Linked DNA regions of Homo sapiens: region 2 is linked to region 1. The links are chromatin contacts, found by Hi-C or POLR2A ChIA-PET in ENCODE. All regions are on one chromosome and are shown on one strand. The core of a region is the stretch at or near the end of the contact, and the rest is flanking DNA. Distances in the headings are between cores, read along the strand shown. Region 1 holds the start of OSMR-DT (OSMR divergent transcript). Region 2 holds the start of DAB2 (DAB adaptor protein 2).

Evidence for each region. Hi-C counts contacts between places; a loop is a spot of excess contacts on that map. ChIA-PET counts read pairs that join two places held with the same protein, here RNA polymerase II (POLR2A). Pooled maps may share reads with other maps.
Region 2: a loop to region 1 is called in a map of Calu3, with 9 times the contacts of the local background. The contact joins the promoter of DAB2 here to the promoter of OSMR-DT in region 1. A Hi-C loop is called at or near these places in 2 of 168 maps with a recorded cell type or tissue (Calu3 and ascending aorta) and 4 of 50 pooled maps. POLR2A ChIA-PET finds 5 or more read pairs at or near these places in 2 of 52 experiments (A673 and HepG2).

The regions. Positions count from the first base shown.
Region 1 is chr5:38,844,192-38,851,237 of GRCh38, reverse strand. OSMR-DT (OSMR divergent transcript) reads left to right here and starts at 5,409. Exons shown (of 4, transcript NR_109951.1): 1 at 5,409-5,570. It overlaps OSMR (oncostatin M receptor), which reads right to left and starts at 5,226. Exons shown (of 18, transcript NM_003999.3): 1 at 4,851-5,226.
Region 2 is chr5:39,422,806-39,429,787 of GRCh38, reverse strand. DAB2 (DAB adaptor protein 2) reads left to right here and starts at 4,808. Exons shown (of 15, transcript NM_001343.4): 1 at 4,808-4,984.

The DNA of each region.
Region 1 (7,046 bases), core at 4,160-6,659:
TCTGCAACATAAAGCATTCCTTAAAACGTGTGTGTGTGCATGTTTTAAACATATTAAGCTCAGTCTTGTGCAAGTGGCAATTTCCTTATTTCCACACTTGAAACCATATATCCCAACATGATTAAACTAGTTGACAGTGTTTGTGTTTCCAGTCCAACCCATGGTATTGAACAGACTTGAAAAAGGTTGGCAGTTTTTACCTACTGGATCAGCCTGGGAGGATGCCGTGTTTTTCTGTACAGAAAATGTAACCTCTTAGGTTCTGAGAGAGTGTAGATACTTTAATGATCTATTTCCAAATGCAAAAAGTAACCAGTGTCCTGAGTAGAAAAATCATACTACCATCCCCGGCTGACAGACAGACACACTGAAGTATATATATGAAGTAAATTTGCTCAAAATCCCCCATTAGGGAGATTGAAAGTAGAAAGAGGTGACCAAGAAATACCACGGTGTATGAAAAATTTACTCACAAGAAAGCGTAACTTCTGTTGATGCACATCTTCTCAAAAGCTGGCATTACACATGAACAATGAAACCTCAATCACTCTTTTCTGAGAATTATTTTGTCTTACATTTTTCCAAGTGTTCTTTATGTCTTACATTTTTCTATTTGCAGAAGCCACTTACAATTGTGCTTTTCTTTAGTTGACATTAAATGTCATATTCAGGCTGCATATATTTTATATGACTGTCTTCATCTTAAGTCAACAGTTTAAAATAATCCAGATAGTTAATTGCCTCAATGACTCTAGATCTAAGAACAGAGCTAGGTATTCTATTTAGCGATCTCACCAACCCTCTTTCTTTTAACAAAAATAAAGGAAGAGAGGGAGAGAAGAAGGAAGAAAGGAAAACAACTATAATTTAGTTCTTTAGCATGTAATTTTAAAAGAAATCAATTTAAAAATGCTTTCAATCATATTCATTACAAATAGGAAGTACTATCACTAGCAGCATAAATTTAAATAGTTGTACAAGACTGTACACCCAAATGTGGACAAAGGACCAGCAGTATTGACATCACCTGGTAGCTTGTCAGAAATGCAAAATCTCAGGCCAGACCTTAGACCTCTTGAATCTGCATTTAAATAATATCCTCAGGTGATTCATATGCACATTCAAGTTTGAGAAACACTACTATATTTAAAATATATGATATATTTTTGTCTCTTAGGATACTACCAATAAATAAAGGAAATATTTACTGGTTCCTATTACCAATAGGGCACTCTGCAAAACCATGAGTAGGATATAAATATGAAAAAGATCCCAGCTAGCATGTATAAGATACTAACTCTCTACAAGGTGCTTTGCTAAGTGACGTACATGCATTTATTAATTGAATCCTCACAACAGCGCTAAGAAAAGGATTATATTATTATTCCCATTCACAGAGGAGGAAATTAAGGATAAGAAAGTTGACAAGTAATTTATCCAAACTGACCCAGTTAATCTGATGTGTAGCCAATATTTGAAATCAGATAAGTCATTAACCAAAGTTCACATGACACAGTTTCCTTAAAGCTTGGAGCTCATACCAAAGTGGACATTAAAGCATTAAAAATTGCTAACAATTATAAACTCAATAAAATCTTAATTAAAAATAGGATTTTATTAAACTTGACAGGCTATTTGTAAAGAGAAAATGTATGTGATTTATAAAAAAAGTTGTTTTAAAAAGCACAAATATATACCACAAGATTTTCAAAAACACTATAAAGCTACAGTAGTTAACTCAGAGTAATATTGGTTTAGGGAAAAACAAACAAAAAAAAAGATCAATGAAACAGAATAGAATCCTGACACAGACCCTTTTACAAACAGGAATTTATTTAATGATAAAAACAGAATTTCAAATGAGTTGGAAAAAAGATGAATTATTAAATAAATGCTATTGGATCAGCTGTCTAAAACTTTACAAAAATATTAAGTTACATCGTTACCTTCCACTTCGTATCTATCAAGTGGAAAAAGGGGCAAACCCTTTGACACAGGAATACCTCTCCTCAGATTCTCTTCCACAGAAATACTCACACTTGAGCAGGAAGATGAATGTGTGATCTGCTCTGAAGCAACGTTGCTAATGCTGAATGTCCATCAATATAGGAAAGGATGGATAAATTACATTCTATTTCTACTTTAGGATAACATGTAGCTGGCCGGGCGCAGTGGCTCACGCCTGTAATCCTAGCACTGTGGGAGGCCAAGGCAGGTGGACTGCTTGAACCCAGGAGTTCAAGACCAGTCTGGGCATCATGGAGAGACCCAATCTTTACAAAAAATACAAAAAAAAAAAAGTCAGGTGTGGTGTCATGTGCCTGTAGTTCCAGCTTCTCAGGAGGCTGAGGTGGGAGGATCACTTGAGCCCAGAAGGTCGAGGCTGCAGTGAGCCATGATCATGACACTGCACTTCTGCCTGTGTGACAGAGTGAGACCATCTCACACACACACAAAAAGAATAACACGTAGCCATTAACAAAAGAGGTATCTAGAGACAATGGAAAGATCTCTAAGACTTGGAAAGTGAAAAAGCAAGCTGTACAATAAGTATAGTAAGATAATTTGCATATTTAAAACATATGTATATGTATGTATTATGTAAAACTATAGAAAAGAAAAACAAGCCTTAGAATGGTATTATCAAACTTAACCTTCCCTCTTCTGAGTGGGAGGAGGGAGGATGGTGATGGCACGTCTACATTTCACTTCACTTCTATATTGAGTGAGAATGAGTTGTTATTATTTGTATTATTTTTAAAACACAAAAATAGAATACAACGTGGAGTGCACAAATGCAGAGCGACCAGTACAACTAAAATGAGGAGGGAAGGAAGGCTATGAAGCCACCAACACAGCTGTTGGAAAAGAAATTCTCTCTTCATGTAGCTACAAAGAAGCCTGCTTGGAGGAGGGGATTTCTCCAGCAAGGCCATGATATTCTATTTGTTTTGGTTTGGGTTTTTTTCCCCCCATTTTACACATTTTTTAAGCAATCAAGAAGGATTTTCTCCCCCAGCGAAAGGAGGGCCAAGGCTCACAGTTCCTGTAAGTGAGCAAGACCACACTCACTAAGATTCTCTTCTACTGCAGCCAATGAATGCCCCAGTCCTTTCCCACAAGGAAAATACACACCTTCTTCTTGTTAAATACAGTACCACTGATTCCCCTTTGAAAACCGTAACAGTTCTCCTGATTCGGTTTTGTCCTCAGGACAAAAGGGTTACAAAAACATGAGAGATCCAGGAACACCTCTGCATGTGTTCCTGGTCTGTTCAGGTTAAAGAAAAGGGTAGAGGGGGAAAGAACCAGTGTTTATGTGTTCTCCCCAATGCGGCTCGGGTCCCTGCGGAAGAAACACCCAAGACCAGCCTTTTTCTCTCAAAGCCACCTTTGATACAAAAGGCTTAGCCACACCTGCTGGGACAAACGGGAACTGGGACCAAGATGTAAGTCACAAGGAGGCAATTTACAGCAGAGAACTAGCTCTTCCTACAATAAAATGTGAGGTGGTGAGCTTCCTGCCACTGGAGGCACTGAACAAATGCTACGGGGAAAACAAACTGAGTATTTCCTGAAGATTCTGAATAGAAGGCTGTGTTTGGAGTTTGATGCTTTGAAAGCTCAAGAAATGATTCTCAGACACAGCGGAGTTTGGGGACATCAAGGGCTCTGAGTGCATTTTAAAGCAGCCCAGGAGAGAGACAAAGCAAGACCATAATGAAACACCCCACCCAGTCTTAGAGTTTGAGCTACAGCACGGTGATCATGAGCAGACTCCAAACCCAAATCCTGATACTGTCACCTGCTAGCTGTGTAACCCTAGAAAAGTTACAAAACCTCTTTGGGCCTCAGTTTCCTCAATAAAATATAATAAAAAACTAGTACCCGCCTCACCCGTGAAGCTTAAATGAGCTAGCATATGTCAAGTGCTTAGAATAGGGGCTGGTTCACAGTAAGTATGAACCATTATTATTTGCAGACAAGGAAACTAAGAGGTGATAAGTAGTTTGACCCATGTTCCAAAGTCAGTTTTAATCTTGGGAATAAAACCTAAAAATTTCTTTCTCCTCCATCAGAATTCCTTCTAGCTCAAACTAAGTATCCTACATTCAATTCTATCTTCTCTGCCTTCATAGACCCTTCCATTTACTTCTCTTGAATATCTTGTTCCCAAAGTGTTTTCAAGGCAGGTCTGTTACCAAGCCACTCCATCAGCAGCACCTAGCACTGTGCCTCCCGCAGCAAGGCAGGCAGGATGGATGGACGGATGCAGGCATGCATGGGTAGGTGGATGAAGGGCAGATGAAGAACTATCGAGAAAGGAATCGCGGTGTCAGGGGTAAAGCCCTGGCCTGCGAGAGCCGGGCTCGGATTTCAGTGCCCTCACAGCTAGCCATATGGCCTTGGACAAGTTACTGAACCCCTCCGTGCCTAGGTTTCCAGAATGTAGAGGGCCACTTCCACTCAAGTGGCTGGAGAAGAAGGTAAGCGCCCCGGACGGACGCTATTGCAGAGTCGCCCGGGGATTCCTCTCTCCACCTGTGCTTGAGCTCCTCCCGCTTCTACGCTAGGGACCAGGTGGGAGAGATACACGGATTCCCAGAAAAATGGCTCTCTCAGGTGGGAGTCAAGGGTTACGAGAGGAGAGGTAGGGGAAGCAATGAACTCCTCCACACGATGTGTTGGGAGAGAGGAAAGAGGGATTCAAGTGGGAATTTTCCACTCAACAAACATTCCACCATCATTTGAGAAAAAGGCGCTGGGATGGTGAATTTCAAACAGTCTGAGAAATGGGCGACTCGGCACTGTGCGGCCTGTAAGGAATGAATCATTTAGTTTTCACCCACCAGGTAGGCAGGCCGGGGGCGAGGACCCTCCGAGCGCCGTCCGAGCGCAGGTGGTAGCCCAGCCAAGCAAACGCTGGGCAGAGGCGGCACCGAGGAGGGGAACGGGCTGCTGCACTCCCGGTCGCGTCCAGCCGGGATGGGCTGCGAAGTTGTCGGATTCTTTCCCGCACAGCACGGGGCTCGCCCGTCGGAAAAGCCACCGAGGGCGGCGCAGCGGCAGGGCGCGAGCAGAGCGGGGACGGGCGGGTCGGGGGTACTCACGCCGCGGGCGAAGGGCTCCACGAGCCGGGCCGAGTCCTCGGCGGCGCGTGGGGCGCGGGTGCGGGCTCCGGGGCGGACGTGCAGAGGCGGCCCGGGCCGGGGCTATGAATCAGCTGCGGGGCAAGCGCGGAGGGGCGGGAGTTACTGGAAAACCGCGGGGGAGGGCAGAGGGGTGAGGTCTTTTGCAATTTCCCGTCTTGCTGCGCACTCTTGGCACTCCTGGGACCCACAGGAATTCCCTCCCTTCAGTCCCGGGGGGAGGCGGCCGCGATCCTGGGGGAGGCGCAGCCTCACAACCCGGACTTTGCGGGCGGGCGGGCACTGGTGAGAAGAGGAAGTGGGAGAGGCCTGGGAAGGAAACTTGGAAACCGAAAACTCGGCGGCCGAGGCTCCGTGCCCCGCGCGCAGCGCTGCTCCTGCCCCGGCCAAGGACGCACGGGCCAGCCGGCGGAACCAGAGGTAAGCCGAGTGACCGATGAGGCCTGGGGCTGTGTATCCCACAGGGGCACTTGTCATCCCAACCCAGAGGCCAAACCCGTGAGATCCCCGTCCGAAAATCTTCAGGCAAGAGAAGTCCTTTAACTAAATTTTGGCCGTGTTTCCATTTGGCGTCCAGAGCAACGAAAACGTGTTTGAACCGAATCAAACGGTCCCCATTTTTCCCCTACTCGCGTTCTATCCAGAAACGCCCTGTCCGACAAAGTTTCTTCGGCTACAACAGTCCCGAAACCTTTATTTCCCAATGCTACGACATGCTACACATGGTTTACTTTTCCCCTTAAAAATGCCATCCAATCTTCAACCTTTTTTTTTTTTTTTTTTTGAGACGGCATCTCACTGTGTCACCCAGGCTGGAGTGCAGTGGCGCGATCTCGGCTCACTGTAAGCTCCGCCTCCCGGGTTCACACCATTCTCCTGCCTCAGCCTCCCTAGTAGCTGGGACTACAGACGACCGCCACCACGCCTGGCTAATTTTTCTATGTTTAGTAGAGACGGGGTTTCACCGTGTTAGCCAGGATGGTCTCGATCTCCTGACCTCGTGATCCGCCCGCCTCAGCCTCCCAAAGTGCTGGGATTACAGGCGTCAGCCACTGCGCCCGGCCAAAAATGCCATCCAATCTTTACCGTGTCTGGGCCTTTGAAAGGTGCATTTCACCTCTCTTAGAGGATAACAGGAGCCTTCCGAGGCAGCCTCGGACCGGGAGCTCCCATAGCCTCGCCTGTCTGGATGCCTGACAAATCAGCAGGCAAGGGGCCTTGCTCCAGATCAGCTGAGCCTAGTTTGGTTTGAGTTTGGGGACCCTGGAAAGTATCACAAAAGCAAGGTTGTAGGAGGGGGGTGGGGGAGGGAACCAAGAGTGATCAACAAGTATCGACCATAAACATATCTTAGAATCCTATATTGAATTGACTGGATGACTCAAAATAATGTCAGAATTATTTTAAAATGTTACTTTTGTGTTTGTTCACATATCTGGCTCCTCCCCAATGTCATCCCAAGGAAAGCTGAGAGTCCTTTTGTTTTTTTATTTTTCCTAAAACAAAGGCCTAAAGGCCCTAATACACTTAATACCTAATGGGGCCACAAAGACCATGATGCATAGTAAATATTTGATGATAATAAAATGTATTTTTGTCTCAATAAATGTATGGTCCTTTGCCACACCTCTCATTACTTGAAGAGTTTTAAAGAGTCCATTAGTTTAGCCATCTGCATGGTTATGGAAACTGCCAAGCCCAAGAGTTGGAAAGTCTTTATGATTTTATATTTTACTGAGAAAAAAAATTATTCTTTATAGAAACAGTTAAAAGGGATCTCTCTTCTAGCAAATGAGATGTCAAATAAAAATATTCAGCCCAGTATGAATTTCTAAAAAGTGAGGCTTATTTTGGGCTCCTATTGCAATTGAAGGAGACTGAAGTGTAAAAATTTGG
Region 2 (6,982 bases), core at 3,559-6,058, 580 kb before region 1:
CTTTGGGAGGCCGAGGCGGGCAGATGACGAGGTCAGGAAATCAAGACCATCCTGGCTAACACGGTGAAACCCCGTATCTACTAAAAATACAAAAAATTAGCTGGGCGTGGTGGCGGGTGCCTGCAGTCCCAGCTACTCGGGAGGCTGAGGCAGGAGAATGGCGTGAACCCGGGAGGCAGAGCTTGAGTGAGCCGAGATCGCGTGACTGCACTCCAGCCTGGTGACAGAGCGAGACTCCGTCTCAAAAAAAAAAAACAAAAAACAAAAAACAAAAAACAGATTCCCTGGTACCCCCACCACAGACCTTTCCAGAGAAGTCTCTGAGGCTGAGCCCAGGAATTTACTCTAGTAGCCAACTTCCGGGATGACTGTCGTAAATACTACAATTTGAGAACTATTGCTCTGGAGGCTGAATTAAGCAATGAGCATACTGATGAATACTCACTTTTGAAAAGCCTAAAGGTAGACCTCCATGAAAACTATTCGTAGGATTTCCTTTCTTCCTTTCCTTATCTTAAAATGATATAATCTTTTTGAAAAAAAACCCACAAACCTGCGTGTATATCATTTCACTTCAATGCATAAATGTGACCTATACCTGCATAAAGACTATTTTCAGTTTTTTCCTTTTTGCATGGCTCCCACCCCTTTTCTCTGCCCTTGTCTCCACCAGGCCCCTAGTAATCTGTACTGCAACCTCCTTGATAATCCTTCATATATACCCACAAACATATATACCCAAATATATATAAATAGGTGTTGCTTTTTATATTACTAAAATAGAAACATCTTTTCCATGCTTTTCTGTACCTTGCTTTTCTCACTCAAAAAAACCTAAAGGAATATTCCCATGTCACAAAATTTGACTCTAATTTATTCCTTTGAATGGTTACATATGACTTCACAGTATGGATAAGTCATAACATACTCAGTCATTCTCCATTGACAGGCATATTTTGTCCTAGCTTCCTGCTGCTATAAATGATACAATTAACAACCTTGGGGGCAGGGAGTGGTGGCTCATGCCTGTAATCCCGGCAATTTGGGAGGCCGAGGCGGGTGGATCATGAGACCAGCCTGGCTAAGATGGTGAAACCCCGTCTCTACTAAAAATACAAATACAAAAATTAACTGGGCATGGTGGTGGGCACCTGTAATCCCAGCTACTCGGGAGGCTGAGGCAGAGAATTGCTTGAACCCGGGAGGCGGAGGTTGCACTGAGCCGAGATCTTGCCACTGCACTCTAGCCTGGGCCACAGAGCAAGACTCCATCTCAGAAAAATAAAAAAAAAAAAATCCTTGCATATTATACATGTGCTTTATTTCTAGTGGATAGATTCTTACTCCTAGGATAGAGAAGTGTATGTGTTTGCTACAATAACAATTAATATTAGTAATTCCTGCAGGGTTTTATGTATTTTCATTTTTGATAACTCCTGCTAGGTTTCTTTCCAAGTAAGACAGTATTTATTTGAATGGTAATTTTTATGGGTATTTACTTGCCTTTCACAATTTCTCATTATAAAAATTTATATTGATAAGTGAGGTGTAATTAGTTATATACATTTATATTATTGAATTTTAAATGTTCTTCATTTTACAAGTACCAATTTTTCCAAGTACCCTAGTAGTCTACCACCTGAGTTTCATTAAAATTGCACAAAACAGAAAAATACATATTAGTTCTGAGATGCTATAGGGGTATAAGCAAGAAAACAAAACACAAACAGGCTGCCTTCTATGAAACTATCTTCCAAATATTTTAGATCAGAAGATGGACAGGTAGATGGATAGACAGAGATATGAAAAAAAACCTCCAGTATTTGTTTTGACTTGCCAGCCACCAAATCTGGTAGGGTCAGTTTTTCTGTAATGTTAAATATGCAGGACTGGTCAAGGTCAAAGAACATTTTCTGGGAACAATAGCCATTCTCTTCATTGTTTTTTTAATGACATGGAGAAGGAAAAAAAAAAAAGGAGAGAGAGAGAGATGTGACCTTACTAGGTCCACTTCAACAAATCCTTGTTTGATTTTAACATCTCTAAGTGTCCAGCAAGGCATCAAAGGCACACAGGCAGTTTACCTTACAGCCAGTTCCAAAGTGCCATTTACAATTCAGGAGAAATGACAGGCTTCAAAAGGGGCAGTTTAAGGAAGACAAGAGCAGTAGAGAGGGGGATAGAAGAAGTGATGGAGAAGGAGGAGAGAAAGGATAAAGGATTAGGTCTGTGAGCTAACAGAGGAAAACAGCTTAATTATGGAAGAAAAGACACATGCATAGGATAGGTCGAACAGGCAGAGTTGCTGTGGAAGCACATTCCAGGAAAATCTTAAGAGATTACTTTAATAATAAACCATGCATTCTTCAGCAAGCCATCACGGGATTAACTACCCCTTTCCTAGGCTGGGAGCACAGTCATTTGTTTTATTTTATTTTTTCCTTCTCTCTCACAGGCAGGTTTTCTGCAACGGACAATTGCCATTCAAAGACTATTGTTTTTCAAACATTGAACTGACTTTTCCTCCCCTTAATTTTCTAAACATAAATTTCAGTGGTGATAAGAAAAGACCATTATTTAGGCAGGGTAAATATCTGGGTGGGCTTTGGCGTGATTCTCCAGAGGGAAAGATGTTCATTTTAGACTTGTTGAAAAGTGAACAACTTAGATGAGACAGAGACAATGTTTCACGAGGGATAAAAAGAGTTAAATTTCTTTTCTTTTTTTTTCTTAATGTGAGCAGGACATTGAATTACTGCCAGAAGCAATATCGGTGCCCTAGAGATATAAAAATACAGTTCAAACCAGAATTCTCCACTGTCGACTCTTCAGATTTCTGTGCAAAATAAGAGGTGTCTATTTTAAGTTGTAAGTGTGAGCCCACTGCTCTTAAATGAACTGTTTTCATCAAAGTCTTCTCTTGAAACTACAACTCATAGCAGATGAAATCATTTTCTTCCTCTGGCTTCTTAGACAAATCCCTTCCATTTGGTGGGGTAGAGCAAACATAAGTTAGTATTTCTTGGTAAGAGTCTTTCAAAAAAAAAAAAAATAGAATTGAGTGAGCACTTCTTAGTCTAGAAAATATTACATATTGAGGTTAAAAGAGACACCCATGTCTTTCTAATTATCAAAGTCTCTATTTGCCTGAAGTCAGCAGCCCTTTTTCCAGCTACCTAGCCAATAGAAATGAAACTGGACTTCTAGATTTTAGAAACAAAGCCTTGTGTTCTAAAATGTACTAGAATTACATTTCTCTGCATAAATGTTATAAATAGAATACTATCCTAGGACTAAAATTTGTATACTTCCTGTCATTCACACAAAGTCATTTTTTAAAATAGCAAATTACCTCTGAGGAATATTGAAAACTGCCAGCATGGCCCTCCCTGCCTCCACACCCCTAGGTGTGTCAGGGGATGAGAAATAGTAGAGGCTGGGGAAGTAGAATTCTGGGCCAGCTGTGCTGCTCTGCACCCCTCAGTCTCCCCGAACAACGGTTGTTTCAAGCCTGACCTACTTGAGAGCAGACATTGCCACTCACATTGAGCTACCCCAAATTACACAGTGGCTTTGCAGTCGAGGCTAGGCACGGACCACAAAATATATCCTTGATGTCCCACGAGCCCTATTTGAACCCTCAGTTTCCAGAGGTAAAATGCAAATCCACTGTGTTGCTTACTCGATAAAATCAATAACCCCCTCCCATCCGAGATACAATTTAGCATTTTCACATTTACTACGTGCTGCCTCTGACTTTAAACAATTAAATTTTTTTCTTAAAAAAAGGGAAAAGAGACACGTCTTTCACAAGAGTAATTTCAGAATTCTCCAAAAAGCAACAGAGCTTCTGTGGATGTTTTACAATAATTCTTGATTTTAAAATATGGAGAAAATGAATTCTCAGCTTGTTAACACTCATTAGGATTTGCTGCGGAGTACCTTCTACCGCTCAGCACTCTACGTTAACATTTTTAAATATTTTATTTCTTGCAGTTCATGTTTTTCCTAGAGTTATAGGAAGTGCTATGGAAATTCATGCAGATAAAGTCATGTTATGTGTCTACATATAGGTGTATATACACTGTAAGGGAAGCCTGTATAGAATCTCTGATTGTATCAGAATTATAACTTATTTGATAGGCTACATAGACGTGAACATGTTTTGCTCATATCGATTTCAGAGAGAATATTATTTTTATATCCATATATATGATTATATTTCATAGGTAAATACAGTATGTTTCACATATGCACACATAGATTTCCCACTAACTTAAGCGCATTTGCATCTGCAATGAGGGAGACACTAATTTCTTCTAAGGGGAGCAAATCCAATCGCGCGATCAACTTTAGAAACTGCAGATCTGCGCAGGAACCGTTGTCCCTTGTCAGAAAAGTCAGGAGTAAAGGCAGTCCTTTGTTCAAAGGGCCCCAACGGGTTGGTTAGGATGACTCCGTGTGCCACATCACTCGCAGTGGCAATCCAGGGAACGGATCTGTGAAACGAAGCTCGGTGGATCCCACCCCTTTCCTCCAGAGCTTCCCTTTCCTGTCCTTATTTGCACCCGCCCCCCGCCCGCGTCGGTCTGGGGCTTTTGACTTCTCCCCGAACACATTTCCCCTCCCGTCGCTGGGTCCCTGCGATCGCCCCCAGCTGGTGGGGCTCGCGGAGCTCAGGGGAGCGGGGTCCTCTGCGCCGCTGCAGCGCGAGTTAATAAACAGTTAAGTTTGGAAGACTCTGCAGACACGTTGAGGGGGAGTTACCAAGCCCAGGCAGCAAAAACATCCTGGCACATTCCTGGGGAGTCCTCAGCTGCCAGCATCTGATTAGAACCATATCTCTCGCCGGGAGTGGCCGCGCGGCTCCGAAGCTCCCGGCCGGCGGCTATTTAAGCGAGGCCCGCCGCATCCGCTGCGCTGTAGCCTGGAGGCTCCGGGCGCGGGGAAGTCATGCTCGCTTCACGGAGGCAATAGCTAGCCGGTGAGTAGCTTCGAAACCCTTCTTCCCTCTGGCTCCATTTTTTTTTTAAAGATCTCCTTCTCTCCTTTGCTCCCCCTCTCTCACCCCCCCGCCCCCCGCTACCCTTCTTTGAGTACAGACCTTGGGCTGTGGGGAATCTTAGAAATGAGACCCTGTGCTTGGGGAAACCAGCAGTTTTGTGGCCTGACATCTGAGGAATGCTTCCGCGGAATGTATTTACCTTTCGAATCCGACTCCAGATGCCCAGCTTGTGACATTTAACAAACGCCTCCTTTTGTGTCGTGTGTGTGTGTGTGTGTGTGTGTGTGTGTGTGTGTGTGTGTGTGTGTGTGTAAAAGGTCTGCGGGCAGCCCTCCTAGGACACTGAGGTGGCTGCTGACCGCCTAATTAACTCCTCGAAGGGTGTTTATTTTTGCTGTGTGACAAAGGCTGGGGACCTGGCTTGTGCCCATAAGGAGCTTTTTCCTGGTGACTGACAACATATGGCATTAAAATGTGAACTTTTGTCTTACACCGGCATTCCTAAGGAAGTATCTACCCAAGGGACTTAAGAAACTTGTTTTATATCCCCCGGCGCAGGGAGCATGGTTTATATGGTGCTTGCCTGCCTGTTGTAAGCTGGTTAAAAAGATTAAGTAAGAATTCTAAAAAAGGGGGGAAAAATGAATGGGTTAAAACCGTGGAGCCTCAGTCAACATAGCGGTTTTCATAGCATAGAGCTGACTCTGTTATTTGTTTCTGCTGTCTTTCCCTCTTGACTTAATTCTGAGCCTGGAATTCTGGTCCGCAGACAGTTTCAGCAGGGAGCTGAGTCCAAAGGGAAATTCAACTGGATTAAAAACACTTAAGGAATCTGGGTGTTATCTCCACCCCAACCACCCCCCACCTTTTCCCCTTTCTTTTTAGTTTTTGTTTGGAAGGAAGAGAGCCGCTCTGTAAACCGAGAAGAGCAGAAACAAGCTTCCAGACACATGGAAAGACTTAAAAATTATGGAGGGGCGACTTCACGAATAGTAAATGTTGCTATTGCTCTATAAAGTGACTTCATGAAAAAATTTCTGGCCTTAGTCAGGCAAAGCAGGGGCATGGGGGAGAAGGAGGTAAGATATAACTAATGCAAACAGAAGTAATGGGAGTGGAAAGCAGGCATCTACAAAAAATGCCTTTGAGATGTCTGATAAGCCTCTTGGAATGGCTTTGATGAGATGTATACTTGATTGTCCTTACAGTCTTGAGGTTGGCTTCTCACACAAAAGCACCTACTGGCTGTTGGGGAGGAGGGAGCTTGCAGCTACCAAATGGCTTGTCACCATGCTTCTTACCCCAGCAGCCAGACTTTGGGAGGCTACTTTTCTCTGAGCCAGGTGCCCCGCCCACTCCAGGTTCTGTGTCTCCCCTCTTGGAAGGGAGATGGCCCTCAGTGACACTGTAAGAAAGTTTATTGCCTTGAGAATTCGGGAGTATTTGAGTACAATGGGAAAGTCTTCTAGAGAAAGCATGAAGAAGACCTAGTGGTCTTTGCCAATGTGGATTTCTGGGACAGACCACTTCTTCCAAATCCTTAGTCAGTTTCCTCCTAAGGCCAACTAAATTCTTTTTCCTGTTGTTGGTGAATAACTTCCCCCTTCTTTTCCCACTCCCAGCTGGAAGGATCCCTTCTCATCCAAATGACTGACCTAGAAACCAGTCATTTTTCAGCTATGCCCTCCTATGCTTTAATGTATAACCAGAATAAGTAGATGGTAGAGGAATGTCTTCCAACTTTGAGCCCATACACGTATGTATTTGCCATTCTGGGGATCTTTGATCTTGATGGTTGATCTTTACCTGAGGATGTAAGTGAGGGAAGAAAGCACTTGTTACAAACCTTGTCTAATTTGTGAAGGGCAAACTCCAGAGTTTGTGTTTCTGCTAAAGACTTTTATAGTTTCAGATTAAACTGGAAGTCCAAATTCCTGTGCATTAGGCCTGTTTGTTGTCTTTCTCCAAAGGTTGAAT